3 separate regions of the Homo sapiens genome follow, and regions 2 and 3 are each linked to region 1. Evidence: read pairs that join two places in POLR2A ChIA-PET (ENCODE). Cell type or tissue: Caco-2. All regions are shown on one strand. Each heading gives the region's core, and the rest is flanking DNA. Links, peaks and the distances in the headings are about the cores only. Region 1 overlaps MSI2 (musashi RNA binding protein 2). Region 2 overlaps MSI2 (musashi RNA binding protein 2). Region 3 overlaps MSI2 (musashi RNA binding protein 2).

Region 1 (6,165 bases), core at 674-5,673:
TTTGCTTATAGAGTGTTAGTATTGACAAAACAATTTAAGGTGTTTTTCACTTAAGGAAAAATAAGTGAGAGTATGGAATGATCAGAGACGGGCTTCCTGATCTTATTCCCAGCTTTCTTATGGAATGACAAGGGTATGGAAAGCAACAGGGAGATGAAATGCTGGAGTAGTTTGCAAGGGAGCTTGCAGATTCTCTGATAGGGAAACAGTTTTATTTATTTGTTTATTTATTTTATTTTACTTATTTATTTAGAGACAGGGTCTCACTATGGTTTCCCAGGCTGGAGTGCAGCAGCACGATTTCAGCTCACTGCAGCCTCAGTCTCTGGGGCTCAGGTGATTCCCCAACCTCAGCCTCCCAAGTAGCTAGGACTACAGGCATGCACCACCATGCCTGGCTAATTTTTTTGTATTTTTAGTAGAGACAGGGTTTCACCGTGTTGCCGAGGCTGGTCTCAAACTCCTGGACTCAAGTGATCTGCCTGCCTCAGCCTCCCAAAGTGTTGGGATTACAGGCGTGAGCCACCACACTCAGCCGATTTTTATTCTTTAATAAGAGCAACCCATTTCTTTTATCAACAGACTTGTTTTCTTAGCAAAAAGGGAGGACGTATTGATGTCACTGCTTTCCATTCAACTAAGTTGGTATTTGTGTTCAGATTTAGGGATTCCTGTTTGCCCGAACCGTTCATGTATCTTTTACCTTGTAATTGTCCCAACAGCCCTGTGAGGTAGGATAATTATCCCTATTTTAAAATTAGGTAAGGAAGACTAGGAGAGCATAAATGACTATGTAAGACCCCTTAGCCCAACAGCAGTGGGGCCCAAGGTTCAAATCTAGACTTCCTGGGTGAGGACTCTGGGTTTGTTGTTAAACTTAAGCTGTTTATCCTGAGGTGATCTTCTTTGGGGTGGCCCTGACCAGTTGTTTGTAGTGCCATAGAGTTACTATGGTATGGCCAGGCGCAGTGGTTCACACCTGTAATCCCAGCACTTTGGGAGGCTGAGGCGGGTGGATCATGAGGTTAGGAGTTTGAGACCAGCCTGGCCAACATGGTGAAACCCTGTCTCTACTAAAAATACAAAAATTAGCAGGGTGTGGTGGCGGGCGCTTGTAATCCCAGCTACTCAGAAGGCTGAGGCAGGAGAATTGCTTGAACCTGGGAGGCAGAGGTTGCAGTGAGCCAAGATCACACCATTGCACTCCAGCCTGGGCGACAAACCAAGACTCCGTCTGGGGGCGGGGCCGGGGGAAGAATTACTATGGTACCTCTTTGAGGAAAGTCACTCTGACCTTCCTCTCTGTCACCCAGGCTAGAGTATAGTGGCGCGACCTCAGCTCACTGCAACCTCTGCCTCCCAAGTTCAAGCAATTCTCCTGCCTCAGCTTCCTAAGTAGCTGGGTTTACAGGCGTGTGCCACCACGCCTGAATAATTTTTGTATTTTTAGTAGAGACAGGGTTTCGCCATGTTAGCCAGGCTGGTCTCGGACTCCAGACCTCAAGTGATCTGCCTACCTCAGCCTCCCAAAGTGCTGGGATTACAGGTGTGAGCTACCGCACCTGGCCAGTTTGTCTAAAATATTTTATATTAGAACAAATATTATGGCACAGAATGCAATATTTGCATAATTCTTTTTTGAAACACTGTGATACTTGCAGACACTTCAGGATCGCTTCTGGCTGCATCAGTTCCTGGTCATTCTGGGCTGTCCCTTAACGTACTTTGCCTTTAGGAGGAGTACATAGGTAGAAAAGTTGAGAATCTCTATTGTTTACTCCTTAGTATAGGGGCTGGCAAACTTTTTCTGCAAAAGGCCAGATAATAACTATTTTTAGTTTTGTGGCCCAGATGGTCTCCTAGAACCATTCAGTTCTGCCATGCTATCACGATGACAGCCAAAGACAATATGAAAATGAATGGTTGTGGCTATATTCCAATAAAACTTTATTTACAAAAGTCAGGAGGCTGCTGGTTTTGGCCCTCAGACTGTATAGTTTTCATACCCCCTTGGCTGAGCATATTGCCTGCTAATAAGAGCATAGGTTGTTTACACTCAGTCTGTCTGGTATTAGACCCAGCTCATCTGTTTACTAGCTTGGTAACCTTGGGCAGGTCATTTAACTTCTTCCCACCTCACTTTCTTTATCTGTAAAATGGGGATAATGATGGTCTTTAACCCATAGGGTTGTCATGAGGATTAAATGAGCTAATGCACACATAGTTGTTAGCATCCTGCTAAGAAACAGAGTGAGCACTTAACAAATGTTAGAAACATGAGCTGGTGGTGTTATTTTCAACGTTGGAGACTCAGGTCCTCTGAGACTCTGGAGTTTCCACTTTAGTCCTGTCTAGCAGTAGGCTTGCTAGTGCAACAGCCTTTATATACACACACACACACACTCTCTCTCTCTCTGTCTGTCTCGTTCTCTCATTCATCTTTTCCATCTATCCTGTGGGGGAGCTTACCACTCAATTCTTCTACCCACCCTGGCAATGATGCAAACTAAAAAGCCCTTCCTGCATCTTCTGAGCATAAAGACGACGATTCAGTTTTATGCAATTTTGGTGGGATGTACCTCGAGTTCCATCCGGCTACCCCGCTGCTTCCAGTTTGTGGAACTGACTTGCCGGTTGCCCTGGCTTTGATGAAAGAGTTGAACCGATGTAGGCCCAAAGAGAGTTCTTCTGGGTGGATCCTTCTGATGAACACTCTTTACATTTCTTTCTCGAATAATTAAACTTTTTTTGGTAACGGATACTGCCTGGAAATTGTCCCAGTATCATTTGGCTGATGTTTGTTAAAATATCTTTATATATATTGATCCACTAATCTGTTTATTGCATTTATTTTGCCTCCTGGGAGAGCTTTTCAGATCCTCATTTAAGTTTTTCTTTCCTTTTCCTTTACATATGATTCTAATAAGCTTGGTTTTCTGGCTTCTTTTAAATTTATAGCAAATATTAAGGGGTGGAAAGATGTTAATAAACTCAGTGTAAAGCGAGAGGGAGAAAACCTATAAAAACAAAGAGGCTTCGATCTTGAAAAGCTCCGCAATGTAGGACTGTTTAGTGCAGGGAAACAGTCATCCTTCCTCATTAGGCCCACAAGGCATTGCATCTACAGCCTCACGCATCATTCATTTGTTCATTGATTCATTCAGCAGACCTTGATTACCTTGAATGCCAGGTACCGAGCTAGGAGCCAGGAGCACCTTGGTGAGTGGAACAGACAAGATCCTTGCTTACTTGGAGCTTAACAAGCATGGGGTGTGGGTGGCGGAGGACCAGCCAAAAGCAAGCAAGGAAATAATAAAAATAATTACAGATTGTGTCATCAAGGAAAGAAACCAGGAGCTGAGAGAATCCATAATGGGAATACGGAAGAGGGAATCTTGGCTTATCAAGAAGTCAGATATGTGTAGTCTCTTTGCCTTGACCTGACTGTAAATTCCACCAAGTGGGGCTGGGTCTGTTTACTCACCCTGTAGCACCAGGACTGGCCTATGGCCTGGGCAGTAGTTGGTGCTCAGTAAACAGTGGTGGAATGAATGGATCCTCTGTATCGGAGGGCAGGGAAGTTCCAGTCATTGGAGAAGGAGTTTCAAAGGGTAAAATTAGGATTTTTTTTTTTTTTGAGACAGAGTTTCACTCTTGTTGCCCAAGCTGGAGTGCAGTGGTGCAATCTTGGCTCACTGCAGCCTCTGCCTCCTGGGTTCAAGCAACTCTCCTGCCTCAGCCTCCCAAGTAGCTGGGATTATAGGCGCCTGTCACCACGCTTGGCTAATTTTTTGTATTTTTTGTAGAGATGATGTTTCGCCATGTTGGCCAGGCTGGTCTCAAACTCCTGGCCTTAAAAGGAGGTGAGCATCTGCCCGTGTTGGCCTCCCAAAATGCTGGGATTACAGGCATGAGCCACCCTGCCCAGCCAGGATTTTTCTTTTTAAAATGGGGCATTAAGAGAGTATATTCCATTATCTGGAGCATTTCCTTATGTGAAACCCATTATTTCCCTGCATCCTAGGATCCCTTAGCTATTTCCAACCCGCAGCAAAAGCTTAATAGAACTAAGGGAATATCTGGGCAGGGTGAGCTGGTCAGTAATGCCCTTTTCAGAGTCGGTAGATTCTCAGGCAGGTTTCGGCATAGAGGGTAGACACAGAGAAGGGAAGGATGTCAGGAGGGTAAAAATTGGGATATGCAACTCTGTTTCATCTTCTCTCCTTCTCTTCTTTCTGTCTTTGGTCTAAGAAAAGCAGTAGACTTGCTGCTTGGGAGGTACCAGGGTAGGTCAGTGACTTTGAAAAGCTGGTGAGACGGTGAGAGCGTTGACTCATCTAGGCTCATAGATGTTATGGATCCTCTGGGCACCAGGGATGGGGGTACTTGGATGGGCATCGGGCAGTTTCTCTCCCAGACTTGCCGTCTTGTGATCAGCCAGGGTGGGGAATGAAAATGGGTCCAACAACATTAAGCCACAGCACAATCCTCCCTGATGTTGAGAAATCTGGCTGTGGACATGGAGAATGTGTTTGTGGGTACATTTTTGCCTCTCGAATGAACCGAATTTGCCATTGGCATTTACTGCCAGACTGTCGGGAATTATGTGGGGTTGTGGGGGGATTATGTGGGGTGAAGTTGAACAATTCTCAACTTTGGAATTGGGCAGACCTGAGTTTGAATCCAGATCATTTGCTGTTAGCATTGTGACCCTGGGCTATTGATTCAACTGTCTCCTGAGCCTGGTTTCTCATCCGTTAAGTGGGCATACAATTTCATTTACAATGGGGTTGTAAGAATGAAAAGATACACATTTGCCCAGGGTCTGGCACATGGGTATTTAATGATAGTCTCCCCTGCCTGCATTCCCTTTCTGCTCCCCATTCCCCCCAACATCCCGTGTTTCTGAACCCCCAAATTGCTGACTTTCACCAGGTTCACTCCCTCTGATAAACTCCCTCCCTTAATCTGCACAAAGCCCTCTCTGTGTGCCAAATGGACGGTTTTTGGACCAGTTTCTTAGTTGCTCCCAGCCTCTGCCCCCACCCCTCCACAGCTATCCCTCTGACAAATCCGGAACCATGGAAGTCCTCATTCTGAGATCCTCCTAGATTTAACCCAGCTGGAGTTAGTGTTGGGGGAGGCTAAGTGGAGGATTTGGCTTTTTTTCCTCTTATGCTAATGAAGTGAATATGGCAAGGAGTCACAATATTTTCTTTCCAGGCAAAGAAATGTTGTAGTAGGAGAAACAGCATGCAGGGGAAGCAAATGTGATCTCACTGGATTCTCTCAAGGGAGGAATAGGACAAATTGTCAGCTTCTGTTGAGAAGATAATACTCTCACTATGATAAATGCCAAGTTTCTATTGAAAACCACCATCTTAATGGTGGTGTCCCCAAGCACTCAGTGCTTGCCTGGCAGCCGAGACCAGAGGAGAAGCAGAGGAAAGCAGATATTTGTAGGGGGTTGTTTGTTTGCAATGAGAAATCAGTTCAAAGCAAAGGAGATGGTGCATTAAAAATGTTCTTTTAAGGCAGCTTTAAAAAGCTAACTGGAGTGCTCCAGTGTGGCCTGATCTTAAAACACACCTATGGGGAGACTTCCACCCTCAATAAATATTTCTTGCATATGACTTGAATTAAAGGAGGCACATGGGGCTGGAAGCCGCCCGAAATAATTTTCCCTCCCATAGGAAGCAGCCGCTGTAATTCACTTGCAAGTTATTTCAAAAGGCCTGTTCTGATAGAAATTGCTGCCTTCTCGTGGACTGGGATTTTTCTCGTACTGTCTGTGACATCCCTTCTTGACAAGGGTGTGTCCGCCCATATTTTACAATGCACCACTCCCTCAAAGAGCGTCTCAGTTTGTTGTTGCCCTTTTTGGGGGTGCTTATGCTGGTTTCTCTTAGACACCTGAGTGTGGCTGATCTGCCTCACAGCCTACACTCAGGGAGACCTTCAGGTTAGTTAAGGGAGTTCCTGGGGTTGGGGGGCTGGACGACAGTACATTCAGGAGCTCTAAGAATGCTGGTGATCATGGGAACAACTGGAGGGGGAGGAAGAAGGTCTCTTATCAGCTGCTGTTGAAAGGTCCTAAGGTGGTTGTGCTTGTCCAACCATCCTTGCATTCAGGAACCCAAGCTAGGTATTAAGCACCATGATGGG
Region 2 (6,165 bases), core at 738-5,737, 130 kb after region 1:
AATGCTTTTCTAAGGAGGAAGAACAGCCCTTAATGTTTTGAATACCTGCCAGACACTCACTTTTGAAATTGACCTCTGAAGTCCAGATTGACTCTTTTATGTACGATGTATAAAGATGCCTAAGAATTGCACTGTCATTATTTGTTTATTGGTGTCTATTACTCAAAAAAAAAAAGAGGGCATAGAAAAAAGTTTCACAAAGGTGTAGGTTACATTTTAAAATAATTTAAAGCATTGCTTCACTTGTAGGTGTGGGATGTCAGACATAATGTATGCATGTCCTTCCTAATGAGAGTCTAACATTCTGACTTTATTTACCTAGGGAAGAACGTTGGGACTGTATAAGCTGTACATGTGACTTTGTAGGATGGAGGAATAAGTGTATTTGACAAAAACGATCAGACCCTCTGGCCAGAAAGGGCACAGTCCAAGAAGAAGGGTTGTTGGAGGGAGTAGAAAGTATGATAAGGATGTGTAGAATCACAGCTGGTGATGACACTTTTGCTGATGTGACAGGAGGGCAGCCTGCAAAAGATTGGCTCCCACGCTGCCCTCGTTTGGGGTCTGGAGCAGGATTTGCTGCCTGTCTTCCCTGCTGGCATTTTACCGGTAGTATTTTCCCCACCTCTCAAATCTGCTCTTATCTTTTCACTAATTGTTGATGGTGTTAAGTATCCATCAAATCCTCTCCCAAGTCTGAGATGTGTTAAGGGGTTTATTGGAAGCCTGTAAACCAACAGTTGGTCACTATTGGTATTGATCCTAATTCTGCACCAGGATTAGAAACCACTTGACAAGAAAGCGGACAGTCTGTCATAGACCACCACCAACAGCCAGGGTTCCTGGCCTCCCAGAGCTTTCAGTTTAGTCCGTAGTGTGATGTAACATGCCAGCTGGGTTCTCTTAGGTAAGTTCAGGGTCCTAGATGGGGTTAGGTGAAAATCCAGTTCTCTTTCCAGAGTGGACCATTGTTGGGTGGCAGAGGGTGGGGCGGTGGGCAACTGTTTAAGAAAGACATTGACCAACAGGAATCTGGGAGAGAATGGTGAGAATGGGGTAGAAACTCAATATGATTGAGTCCAAGAGGTCTTGAGGGGAGTGGAGAGCTGTGATGTGGTCATTCATTGCAGCCTTTGGGTACTTGAAGAGTTTCCATTGGAAAAGAGTTCTGTGTAGCCTCAATGTTGGGCACACTTGAGTTAGAACAAGGAAGAATCGCCTAGTCCAACAGTGGCAATAAGAGGACAGCCATTGCCCCTCTGCCAGATTCTCAGAACCCAAGGTTCTGTGCCTCCAGTGGGCTCATTCTAAAGCTGGGACTGTGTGAGGGGGTGGGCATGCTGCGTGCCCACCGTGAGGGGCACACCCGCCTCTTCACTGCCTTGCAGGGCTGTATCCCCAGGCCCTGTAACCTTGCAGCGATGGAGGGCAAAGGAGGGGGTGGGATAAAGAGTCAGCCCACCCTTTGCCATCTTTCAGAGACCAGCCCCGGAGCTGTCTGCACATTTTATTTTCTCGTTAAATAAACACCATTAGCCTTCCTGAGAAATTGGTGCAAACATGACCTCGCAAATAACCAATTAAAAGGGTAGGGTTGAAGGGGAATGTGAATTTGAAAACATGTAGAGGAGGCCATTAAGGATTCCTGTAGAATCTGGCAACATCGATCCAAGACCTTAATTTTATTTCTGACAGGAAAGCAAGGAGTGTGCTTTCATTTTTTTCCCCCGAGTTAACTCAATTCCGGAAGCGCCCATTCCGGCGCTGTCTCTTGAGATATTAATCAACACAGTAGCTTGGTTTCTGTTCACCTGCTCTTCTTTGGAGACACGGAGTAATACAAAGCCCTCAACTTCCTAGCAACAGGGCTGGGGGACAGGGTGCCCGGGGCAAGAGGGAGCTTGCAAAGCCAGGGGGAGTTTGGTACCCAGGATGAGCTGCACTTTTTTAGCCAAAATACAAATCTTAAACTTCTTTCCTTTGGAATAAAAGCCCTGGCACCAAAAGGGTGGTGACCTAATAGGTCTTCCTGCCTCCCCCTGCTGTGGCCCACGGAAGCAGAAAGGGAGTGGGCTCAGGGTCAGCAACTTCACTGACCCAGAAGTGGTTTTTTTGTAGAGAGGGACAATGAATCTTTTGTTTGGTCCTGTTCCCATAGAGGCCCAGGCTCTGACTCTCACAACATGGTTTAAGATCTCGGTGAGGGCAGAGTGTGGAGATCTGAAGAGAAAGGAGCTTTTAGCATGGCAGCTTGATTAAAAGCACCCCCTTTCTTAGCATCACGGCACTGCCAGTGGCCGGAGAGGGCTGGGCCAGGGGTCGCCGCAAGCCCTGGGTGGCTGCCTCCCCGTTGGGACTTAAGGTTCCTAGAGGGGTCCCGGTTATTATGCACCTCTGGACTTCAGCCTCTGTTTTCAGTTTGTGGATCAGAGGGTGTACGCTATCCCATCTGTATCTGTATATCAGCATGGTATGCTGCAAAGAGCTTGAGTTTTAGAGTTGGTCATACTCGGTTTCAGATCCCAGCTTTCCCTTGGGCGTGATCTCAGGCAAGTTACAAGATGTTTTACTCCCTTGTGAAGGTAACACACCCGCTCTGTAAGAGTTAAATGATTCCGCTTGCGAGGTGCCCACTCCCCACTCCCCGCAAGTGGAGAGTGCGGGGCAGCCTGGTTTCTTCCCCCTTCCTCCTTAAGTGAAACCACCTGCTTAACTTCTTTAGGCAAACAAACTAAAATCTGTGTTTGAGTTTTGGGGACCCTAGTCTTGAAAAATAAAACCCTTTCGTGGTTGTTTTTTCCTCTGCTTTGCACACACACATATGCTTGCATGTGCATGGAATATCTTTGAAAGGATGCCTGCAAAATCGGTAACAAGGAGTTAGAACTGCATATTGGTTAAGATCACATGCTCTGAAGTGAGACAAATCTAAGCTCTGGGACTTAATAGCTGTGTGACCTTGGGCAACTTACTTATCTTCTCTGCAACTCAGATTCCTTATCTGTAAAATAGGACATTGGGTTAGCCTGAAGCTTACGTCATTTAATGAGTATAAAGGGTTTGGAACAGTCTCTGCCCATACTAAACACTCAAATATGTTTTATGCACACGTGCATATCATATGCAGATGTACATACATTAAAAACATACATACATAAAAAAGTGTTTGCTCCTTTTTTATGGGGAAGAGAATTAAGCAACCTGAGATACAGAGACGGAGGGAATCTTTTTATTATATACTCATTTACTTTTTGAATTTTTTTTTTTTTTTTGAGACGGAGTCTGGCTCTGTTGCCCAGGCTGGAGTGCAGTGGCGCAATCTTGGCTCGCTGCAATACTTTTTGAATTTTTGTACCTTATGCACTTATTACCTATTCATTTACTTCTTTAGTGTGAGCTTTTAAAATTTATTCCAATTTGAATTGTCAATGCAGTGATAGAACAACGTGAAAGAGACTTTTTGAAAGAAAGAAAATTTACCAGCCGGGCACAGTGGCTCACGGCTGTAATCCCAGCACTTTCGGAGGCCAAGGTGGGCAGATCACTTGAGGTCAGGAGTTCAAGACCAGCCTAGCCAACAGGGTGAAACCCCATCTCTACTGAAAATACAAAAATTAGCCAGGAACGGTGGCACGTGCCTGTAATCCCAGCTACTCAGGAGGCTGAGGCAGGAAAATTGCTTGAACCTGGAGACAGAGGTTGCTTTTTGTTTCCATAAACAGATGATCTGATGGATAGATGAGGATTTTCTTAGTAGTTTCTGCTCTTCCCAGACAACGTGCTATTATTAGAATAGCCAGACTGGCCCTGGTCTGAAAAGAAGCCTGGTTTGCGCCAGTTCATCCAAGACCAGAGGGGAGGAGGGCCAGAACAGGGAGGTCCTCCATCCCAGGAGCTCAAAGTGCTTCGTAATTCAAGTTTAAAAAAAGTTAAAAGCATTTTTCTACCCCAAGTTATGACTAGTAAACACGTGGGGACCTTACACAGCGTGGCAAATGCAGAATCTTCCTCTGCATTCCCATTGTTTATGGCTTAGGAGTCAAGGCAACACCCGGTTAATGATGCTTGTGAAGTGTCTGGGCCATGTGGCAAAGGGATAAGAGCTTAGGTCCAGATTCCCACTGCAGGACTCACTTTCCAGAGCAACCACTAATCAATTGCTGTGTGACCCTGGACAAGTTACTAAATCTCTCTGAACCTCAGTTTTCTCATCTATTAAATGGTGTTAATGTTATTAACTCATGGACTTGGGAAGTTTAAGTGAGATAGTTTATCTGTGTGAAACATCTGATGCTTGGAAGGCTATCTGTAAATGTTAACTTTGTCATTATCATATTAATTATTGTTATTTTACTACTAAGAATACTGTGACTGTCATTACTTCGGGAATGGAGGCTCAGGCTTGCTGATTGGAGAGAATGTTAACACCCTAGATGGCTGCTGGCAGATGCTGTCAAGTTTTCCACCTTGAAGGGTGTTGTGGGCTGAATTTTGTCCTCCAAAAGCATAAGTTGAAGTCCTGACCCCTAAAAGATACCCCCAAAAGAAGTCCTAACCCCAAAAAGATAAGTTGAAATACCTCAGAATGTGACCTTATTTAGAAAGAGGGTCTTTGGAGGTGTAATCGGGTTAAGAGGAGGTCTTAGTGGAGTGAACTGATCTCACCATAGTCCTTATAAGAAGGAACATGTGAAGAGAGAGACACAGGGAGATGGCCACATGACCTCAGAGGCAGGGACAGGGGCAGTGCGGCTGCAAGCCAAGGATTGCTGACCACACCAGAAGCTAAGAGAAGAGCCTGAAACAGATTTTCCCCTGAGCCTTCAAGAGGGCATGGCCTTGCCAACACCTGGATTTCAGATTTCTAGCTTTCAAAACTGAGACAGAATAAGTTTCTGTTGTTTTAAGCTCCCCCCTCCCATTTGTGGTAGCTTGTTATGGCAGCCCTAGGAAAATAATAGGGCAAAGCAGAGTTTCCTGCCCAGTATGTCCCCTTGCTCACTACTGGCCTGCAGTCCTGGTGGTCAGACTTATCCTTCTCGCTCTGTGCCTTGCTAGTCACAACCCCCCTAAGCAAAATGATGTGCAAGAGAAGTTAGAGAAAAGACCTTTCATGCAACTGAGAACACAGCCCCCGAAGCCTGACTTGGTTCACACCTTGCCCAAGTCTAATTTGCCAAAGACCTTGAAAGTGACCTTAGGATGTTAAAGATACATTTTGGTAGAGAGAGAGAGAGAGAGAGAGAGAGACACTTCAAGAAGTCTGAAGTTTACATTTTAATTTAGTGGCCTGCAGGGCTCAGTCATTTCTTTATAAGCCAAGGAATAACCAGTACAGTTATGAGTTGTCAGAATTCCCAACTCCAGCGACACAAACCATACTCATTAGAGTGGCGTTTCTAGCTGGTTCATTCAACTTGGCAATTCAGGGAAATAATCCAGAAAAAGAACGAAAGGAAGAAAAGGAAGGAATTCAGGAGAGCTCATGTGTATGACAACATGCACCCTGGCATCCCTATATACCTGCCTCCTTTCTATCCTGAAAAAAAATAAGAAAACAGCAAGACAACACTGAACTTCAAAAGCTGCCAAACAGACTTCTTTATTTCTTTATGTTGTCCCAGAAGCTCTTTCAGGCAGGAACATTTGCCAATTCAATCCTGGAGTGAATTTTTAAGCTAAATTAATGCAGTTGGGGGTCAAAATGGCAACACCTACAGGTCTTCAGTTGTAAGGACACCGGTGGGCACAGCAGTAATTGATCATTATAGCACTCATGTGGATGTGCTTCTCTTAATCCCCTGGTTTGGTTGGCAAACCAAGTAGTGTATAAAAATCACTGCCATGATTTTAAAGTGATCAAAGTTGTACACCTTTGAGCACTCCTTACGCATTTGAAATTTCTCCCTCAACTTGCCACCCATCTTGGTATCAGGAAATAACTGAAAGTGCCTTCTTCCCCCTGAATGTGTCCAGCGTTGGTGCCTGCGTTCTAGCACCCTAGGCAAAGCTGGCGCCTCTGCACCAGATCTGCAATGTGCGTACGCAATGCTGACATCCGATTTATTATCTCGGAGGGCTGGGCTGGTTCATGGATGATTCATGACTCTGCTTTCCACTGCCGCTGGAGGTGACATCATCTATTCGGGACCCAGAATAGACACA
Region 3 (6,165 bases), core at 397-5,396, 85 kb after region 1:
GAATTACAAAGGTGGAATTATCACTGCGAATGATCCACAGAGATCTGGGGCTTAATTATTGTCGCTTGTGTCATTTCGGCATAATATGGGTAGTTACTGGAGCAGAGTAGAAGTGCGGGAGGGCCAGCCTGTCAATCACCCGGTGGATGCCAGGATTCCCACCCCTTACACTTAGCGCCACGCCAGCCGTGTGCCCTACAGAGCCACAGGAATGGATCCCTTTGGCCATCTGTGGCTATGTGGTACTTTCAGTTTTCTTAATGTTTTAATGACTCCCCTGTCCTACCTCCAGCCCAATCCCCCTCTCCCCACTTAGGTCCTTTGCCCTCTTGGCCCTGTCGAACCTTCCAGGAGGCTGATGAACGGTCTCATACACTGATGGCATTTTCTCAGCCCGGTGAGGCCGCCACCACCTTCCAGAGCCTAATTGTTTTGACAAGCGAAGGAGGCAAGCTAATGTGCTCTGTCAGCCATTTGGTCACATTTGGTCAAAGCCAGGTGTCTGGCTGCAAATAGGTGCACTCAGGTAAACCACATCCCCGTGTGCTCCGGGAGGACAGAGCACGCAGGAGGCGGGAGTGTTGCGGGCAGCCCTTCCCCATCCCTGGCTCCAGCGCATTCATTCTCCTCCCAGGCTCCAGTCAAGTCTGAGGGTGAAGGGTGGGAACAAGACAGTTCAGCACCTGAACAGGGCAGGGCACCCAAGGGCTTTTAGAAATGCTGTTAGATTTATAGGGACCATCATCCTCTTCTTACTATTTTTATTATCATTTTTCATTATCCACCTGCTAGGTGTACAATTACAACTTGTTTTGTTGGTGGCTAAATTCAGCTGTCCTCCTCACCTTACTGTTAACCAAGAGAGGTATGGCCATTTTAAATGGCCAAAGTGTTTCTATTGGACCCTTTAATTTTTTTATTTGAGATGGAGTTTCGCTCTCGTTGCCCAGGCTGGAGTGCGATGGTGCAATCTCAGCTCACTGCAACCTCTGCCTCCCGAGTTCAAGCGATTCTCCTGCCTCGCCTCCCAAGTAGCTAGGATTAAAGGTGCCTGCTACCATGCCCAGCTAATTTTTGTATTTTTAGTAGAGTCAGGGTTTCACCATGTTGGCCAGGCTAGTCTCGAACCCCTGACGTCTGGTGATCCACCTGCCTTGGCCTCCCAAAGTGCTGGGATTACAGGCATGAGCCACTGCACCCAGCCTATTGGACCCCTTTAAATGTGACTTTTTCTGCCAGACTTGTTTTCTGAGAGGTCATTGCACTGGTGCTTTTTGAAAAGCTACTCTGAGTGACCCCACGTATAAAGCGAGGAAAGGGAACAGGACTTTGGCAGGCAGCTGTGTGTGGCAGGAAGTGAACCAGGAAGGTGCTGGGTGTAGTCTTCTCCCACCCTCCAGCAGTGCTGGGGAGCTGCGCTTGTTTGGGAACAGAGAGGTTCAGGAATGTCGGGTCTTTGTCAAGGTTACATGGCTGGAAAATCAAAAAGACAGCTACGTCTCTCTATGTCTGAAGGCCATGTTTTTCAGCTAGTCCTGTACTTTTTTTAAAGTATGGTCTTCTAAATACCTCATCAGAGATGTCTTTGGGCCCCTTATCCAAAATGAAGATTCCTGGGCGCCACCCCAAGACAACTGAAACATGCTTTCTGAAGGAGCAAGCAGCTTGGGCTGTGCATGTAACAAGTCACCAGGTGTGACTGATGCACACGCAGGTAGTTGGGGGCCGCTGCACTGTCCGGACAAGCTGATGACAGCGTCAGCCCTGGTGTTCCCATAGATGCCTAGGTATTAGTTTGAACACCACATGTCCTCAGATATTCTTCATACCAAGAGAGCTGGTCCTTGGTACATTATACCCTACTGGGCTGGGGTAACAGAAAGTGGGAGCCATGACCTCAAATTAAATTAGAGCCAAAAAGGGAACATGTGGGATTTTCTTCACATCTCCCATTTAATAAATGAGAGAACTGATCCTGCAAGTAAGAGAATTCCATGAAGGACATACATTCACAGCAGATCTGGTCCTAGTAGCTGTTACCCCCGCTACCCTTAAAAAGTAAATATCTATCACCACTTGCCTTCCTATTGCTACGATGATTTAAAAGAAGAGTTGGTTTTAATTAGAATAAACATGGTATTTTTCTTGCTGCAACAAGGCCTTCAAAGGGGAAAAAAATCTCAATACCCCAATTATGCCAAAGCGTTCCCAGTCCTATCCAGGAGTAATTAAAAAATACAGCTGACGCTTGTTCTCTTGCTTGTTTTTAAATGAGTAGCTAAGTATCTGTCAAGATGATGAGCACCTAGGCCGCTGACGGCCTTACCATCTCAATTTGCTCCCAGGAACTGCAGAGATGAGAACACGAAAGCTGTTGTTTTGAACTGTGAGGTACCTGGCTACCCCAGGCACATGCATTTTGTGGTTGGTGGAGATCATCTCTCCGACCCCAGTACCAAAATGTGGGATGGAAGGCCAGGCCTCATGTCCACATTCTTATGCCTGGAACACATCTCTTCTTTCCCTATGGGCAGCTGAAGTGGCTTCTTCCTGTGCCGCGCGGGGAGCTCAGCTTCTCTGCAGTACACAGCATGTTTTGAGGATCGTTGGGTAGAATTAGGTTGGCTTTGTTGGGGGAAATCCCCTAGTTGCAATTCACTTTTTAATTAGTTCATGGAACCTTTCTTTCTTTTTTTTTCTTTTTTTAAATTATACTTTAAGTTCTAGGGTACACGTGCACAATGTGCAGATTTGTTATATATGTATACGTGCACCATGTTGGTGTGCTGCACCCATTAACTCGTCATTTACATTAGGTATATCTCCTAATGCTGTCCCTCCCCCCTCCCCCCACCCCACAACAGGCCCCGGTGTGTGATGTCCCCCTTCCTGTGTCCAAGTGTTCTCATTGTGGAACTTTTATTTCTAAAATATGCCCCCAGGTGAATTGAGAAGTCATTTTGCATATTAACACCATCCATTTGGTGACAATTGGGCTTTTTTTCCTCAAGCTAAGGGCAAGGCCAGACGCGGTGGCTCATGCCTGTAATCCCAGCACTTTGGGAGGCTGAGGCGGATGGATCACCTGAGGTCAGGAGTTCAAGACTAGCCTGGCCAACATGGCACAACCCCCTCTATACTAAAAATACAAAAATTAGCCAGGTGTGGTGGTGCATGCCTGTAATCCCAGCAACTCAGGAGGCTGAGGCAGGAGAATTGCTTGAACCCTGGAGGTGGTGGTTGCAGTGAGCCGAGATTGTGCCACGGCACTCCAGCCTGGGCAACAGAGTAAGATTCTGTCTTAAAAAAAAAAAAAAAAAAGGGCAGCTAAGGGCAATTCTGTATGCATTCTTCTCACCCCACCCACAACACACATGTTTTTCTAAAGACAAAATCAAGGGCAGACTTGAAAAGGAAATAATCATAAAAGTTTCTATAGCATTTGGAGTTCTTAATATTTACCCATCAGTTTACAGCATGTTTTTATATATGTGGTGTTCCGGTTATCTATTGATGCATAACAAATCACCCAAAAACTTGTTGGCTTAAAACAACAGCAATCGTTATATTATTTCTCGTGGTTTCTGTGGAGCGGGAATTTGGGCGGGACTCAACTGAGTGGTTCAGGCTGGGAGCATCTCATGAGGTTGCAGTCAGACATGAGGTTGTAGTTCTAGTGGCTGCCACTGGCACAACAGGGGCTGACGAAGCATCTGTCCAAGGGATCTCAGGACTTCTCCCCATGGTCTCTCTGCATGAGCTGGTTTGAGCTTCTTTATATCATGGCTGCCTCAGGCAGTCAAACTCCTTGTACAGAAGCTTAGGGCTGGAGCACAAATGTTTCCACAGACAAGGCAGAAGCGTGTTCACTTTTTTTTTTTTAACCTAACCTCAAAGGTCAAACAACACAAGTGAGTCTCAAACTCTCAACTGGAATGAAGGGGAGGGGACATAGAGCTCACCTCGGGATTGGAGGCGTATTGAGGTCCTATCGTAGATCGCATGTGGCACGGGGGAGATATTGTGGCCATCTTAGGAGAATACAGTCTGCCACATGTGGTCACTCTCAGACACGCTCAGGACGGGTAGGAGGTCTTATTATCACCATTTTACAAACTGGAAACTCAAAGCCAGAGAGGTAAAGTAGTTTGCCTGCAGTCACTCAGATCTTAAGTGGATATTAGAACTCATATCCTGAGGGATGTGAGAAAAGGGGAAAGAAGGCAGCACCAAGTAGCTTGTCCAGGTGACCTTTGGGGGCAGGTGGGACTTGGTGGCTCTATACCTCAGATCTCTCTTCGCCACCATATGAAATGAGTTGCGTCTTTTTTTTTTTTTTCTCTTTCTCTCTCATATAGACTCTTGGGTGCAGGGAGGGAAGAGCCAGGTGGGGTGGGCTAGCAAGAGGAGGAGCGAGCTCTGGAGGAGGAGGTTGGACAGTTGCCCGCTTGGTAGAGCAGCTAGTTTTTTACAACCACTGTCAGGAGAGGAAGGGCCATCCGGGTCTGTAGGGTGTGTGTGTTGACCAGGCTTTACCCAGAGCACTGTCCTGTCTCTTCTGAAGGTCAGGGCACTCAATGAAGGACAAGTCCAGCTGTGGCCTTTAAATTAGAAGACTAGCCAGGTGTGGTGGCTCACACCTGTTATCTCAGTGTTTTGGGAGGCTGAGCCAGGCAAATTGCTTGAGCTCAGGAGTTCGAGGCCACCCTGTCTCTACCAAAAAAAAAAAAAAAAAAAGGATTAGCAGGGGCATGGTGGCATGTGCATGTAGTCCCAGCTACTTGGGAGGCTGAGGTGGGAGGATCACTTGAGTCCAGGAGGTCAAGGCTGCAGTGAGTTATGATTGTACCACTGCAGTACAGCCTGGGTGACAAAGTGAGACCCTGTCTTGAAAAAAAAAAAAATGAACCAATATGATTAATAATAATGGCAGCATCAAGAGCCTGTACTTCCTATGTGTTTCCATGTGTGTAAATGCTCTGTCACACCGTCTCATTTCACCTCATTTCCCCATAAAGAACATTCTATTAACTGGGGTTCAGAGAGTAACTTGTTCTGTCGCTCACCCAAGATCGCCGTGTGGTTCCTGAGTGTAAGGTGTGAAGCCAAGTCTCTGTGGCCCTGGGGCCCGAGCCCTCAACTGCCCTGCTAGGGTCCAAGCTGACCACTGCAGGGCCTTAGTCTGGAGGAACGGCTTGACTCCGGACATCTGCAGGAGTGTTTGCTGTGTTGAGTTGAGCCCCTCTGCCAGACGTGTCAAAACAAATGCTTTTGTGTGTTTACTGCCTCACACGCTCAGCCAGAAGCTCCTGTTTTATCATCTAGTTTAGATTGAGGGGAAGAGGCTTCATCAGTAAGGACCTGTCTCACTCTTCATCCCACGGCCCTGGGCCAGGCCCTGTTAGCTTTCAAGAAGGCAGTTTATCCCTCAAGGGTGGTCCTGCCTCCAGGCTGCCCCCACCCCATCCCTGTGGTTCTGCGCACAGAATATTGTTAGATTTGATTTTTCCAAGTCGTCTCTCTCAGTGCCTAAAAGAGATTCTGGCGTGCTCAGGGAAGTTTTTTGAAGTGACCAAATGAACAGTATGTGTGCTGATTCATCTCCCCTCACTACTGTCAGGGTGAACCAAGTTCAGCCGTTGGCAACGAGACGGACCTAGAATAGCCCCTGCTCCTGGAGATTTTATTCATAGACCCTTCAACACAGCCTGCTCTTATAGACACAGTCATTACATGTCTTGGGTTTTTCAGGAAGATTTAGATTTTCTGTGTCAGATGATGTATTTAAGATAACTTCAGTCACTGCGTAGCTCTGCAGGACAACCATTTATTACAGGTCTATTTCAATTTTTGAAACTTATAGTAGAGACAGTTGCTAAGTTCAAGCTCTCAGAGCTCACCTCCAGGTTGCATAGCCAGTTTCTAGGAGGGTCCTGGGTTTCAAGAGCAAGAGATTCCCCTCATCCTCCACTCCTGGGCTATAGGCAGGTACAGAGTACAAGGCTCAGAAGGGCCCACCAGCGATGTGGGGCTCTCCAAGGGTCCTCTAGGAAGGAGACCCCAGGGGAGAGAGAATGAGTTGGGGCAACCAATAGGAAAAGGGCTAAGAATCACGTTAACATTTATGGAATAGGCCACGTGCACCTGGCATTTCACACTTGGCAC

Evidence for each region. Peaks named below come from ENCODE experiments on the same cell type or tissue, not always from the same donor. Only the 100,000 strongest peaks of a DNase experiment are listed, where the experiment ranks them.
Region 2: POLR2A ChIA-PET joins it to region 1 with 5 read pairs; 2 of 35 experiments call an interaction of 5 or more read pairs at or near these places.
Region 3: POLR2A ChIA-PET joins it to region 1 with 6 read pairs; 3 of 35 experiments call an interaction of 5 or more read pairs at or near these places.

The regions. Positions count from the first base shown.
Region 1 is chr17:57,410,770-57,416,934 of GRCh38, forward strand. The region is part of intron 6 of MSI2 (musashi RNA binding protein 2); the gene reads left to right. Among named protein-coding and RNA genes, the nearest start is that of MSI2, 160 kb to the left of the region's middle. RefSeq lists an enhancer at 1-444. In Caco-2, for the core only: no CTCF peak of the experiment used is centred there; a DNase peak (open chromatin) is centred at 3,502.
Region 2 is chr17:57,535,929-57,542,093 of GRCh38, forward strand. All of the region lies in intron 7 of MSI2 (musashi RNA binding protein 2), which reads left to right. Among named protein-coding and RNA genes, the nearest start is that of MSI2-AS1, 69 kb to the right of the region's middle. In Caco-2, for the core only: no CTCF peak of the experiment used is centred there; no DNase peak of the experiment used is centred there.
Region 3 is chr17:57,496,073-57,502,237 of GRCh38, forward strand. The region is part of intron 6 of MSI2 (musashi RNA binding protein 2); the gene reads left to right. Among named protein-coding and RNA genes, the nearest start is that of MSI2-AS1, 110 kb to the right of the region's middle. RefSeq lists an enhancer at 1-463. In Caco-2, for the core only: no CTCF peak of the experiment used is centred there; no DNase peak of the experiment used is centred there.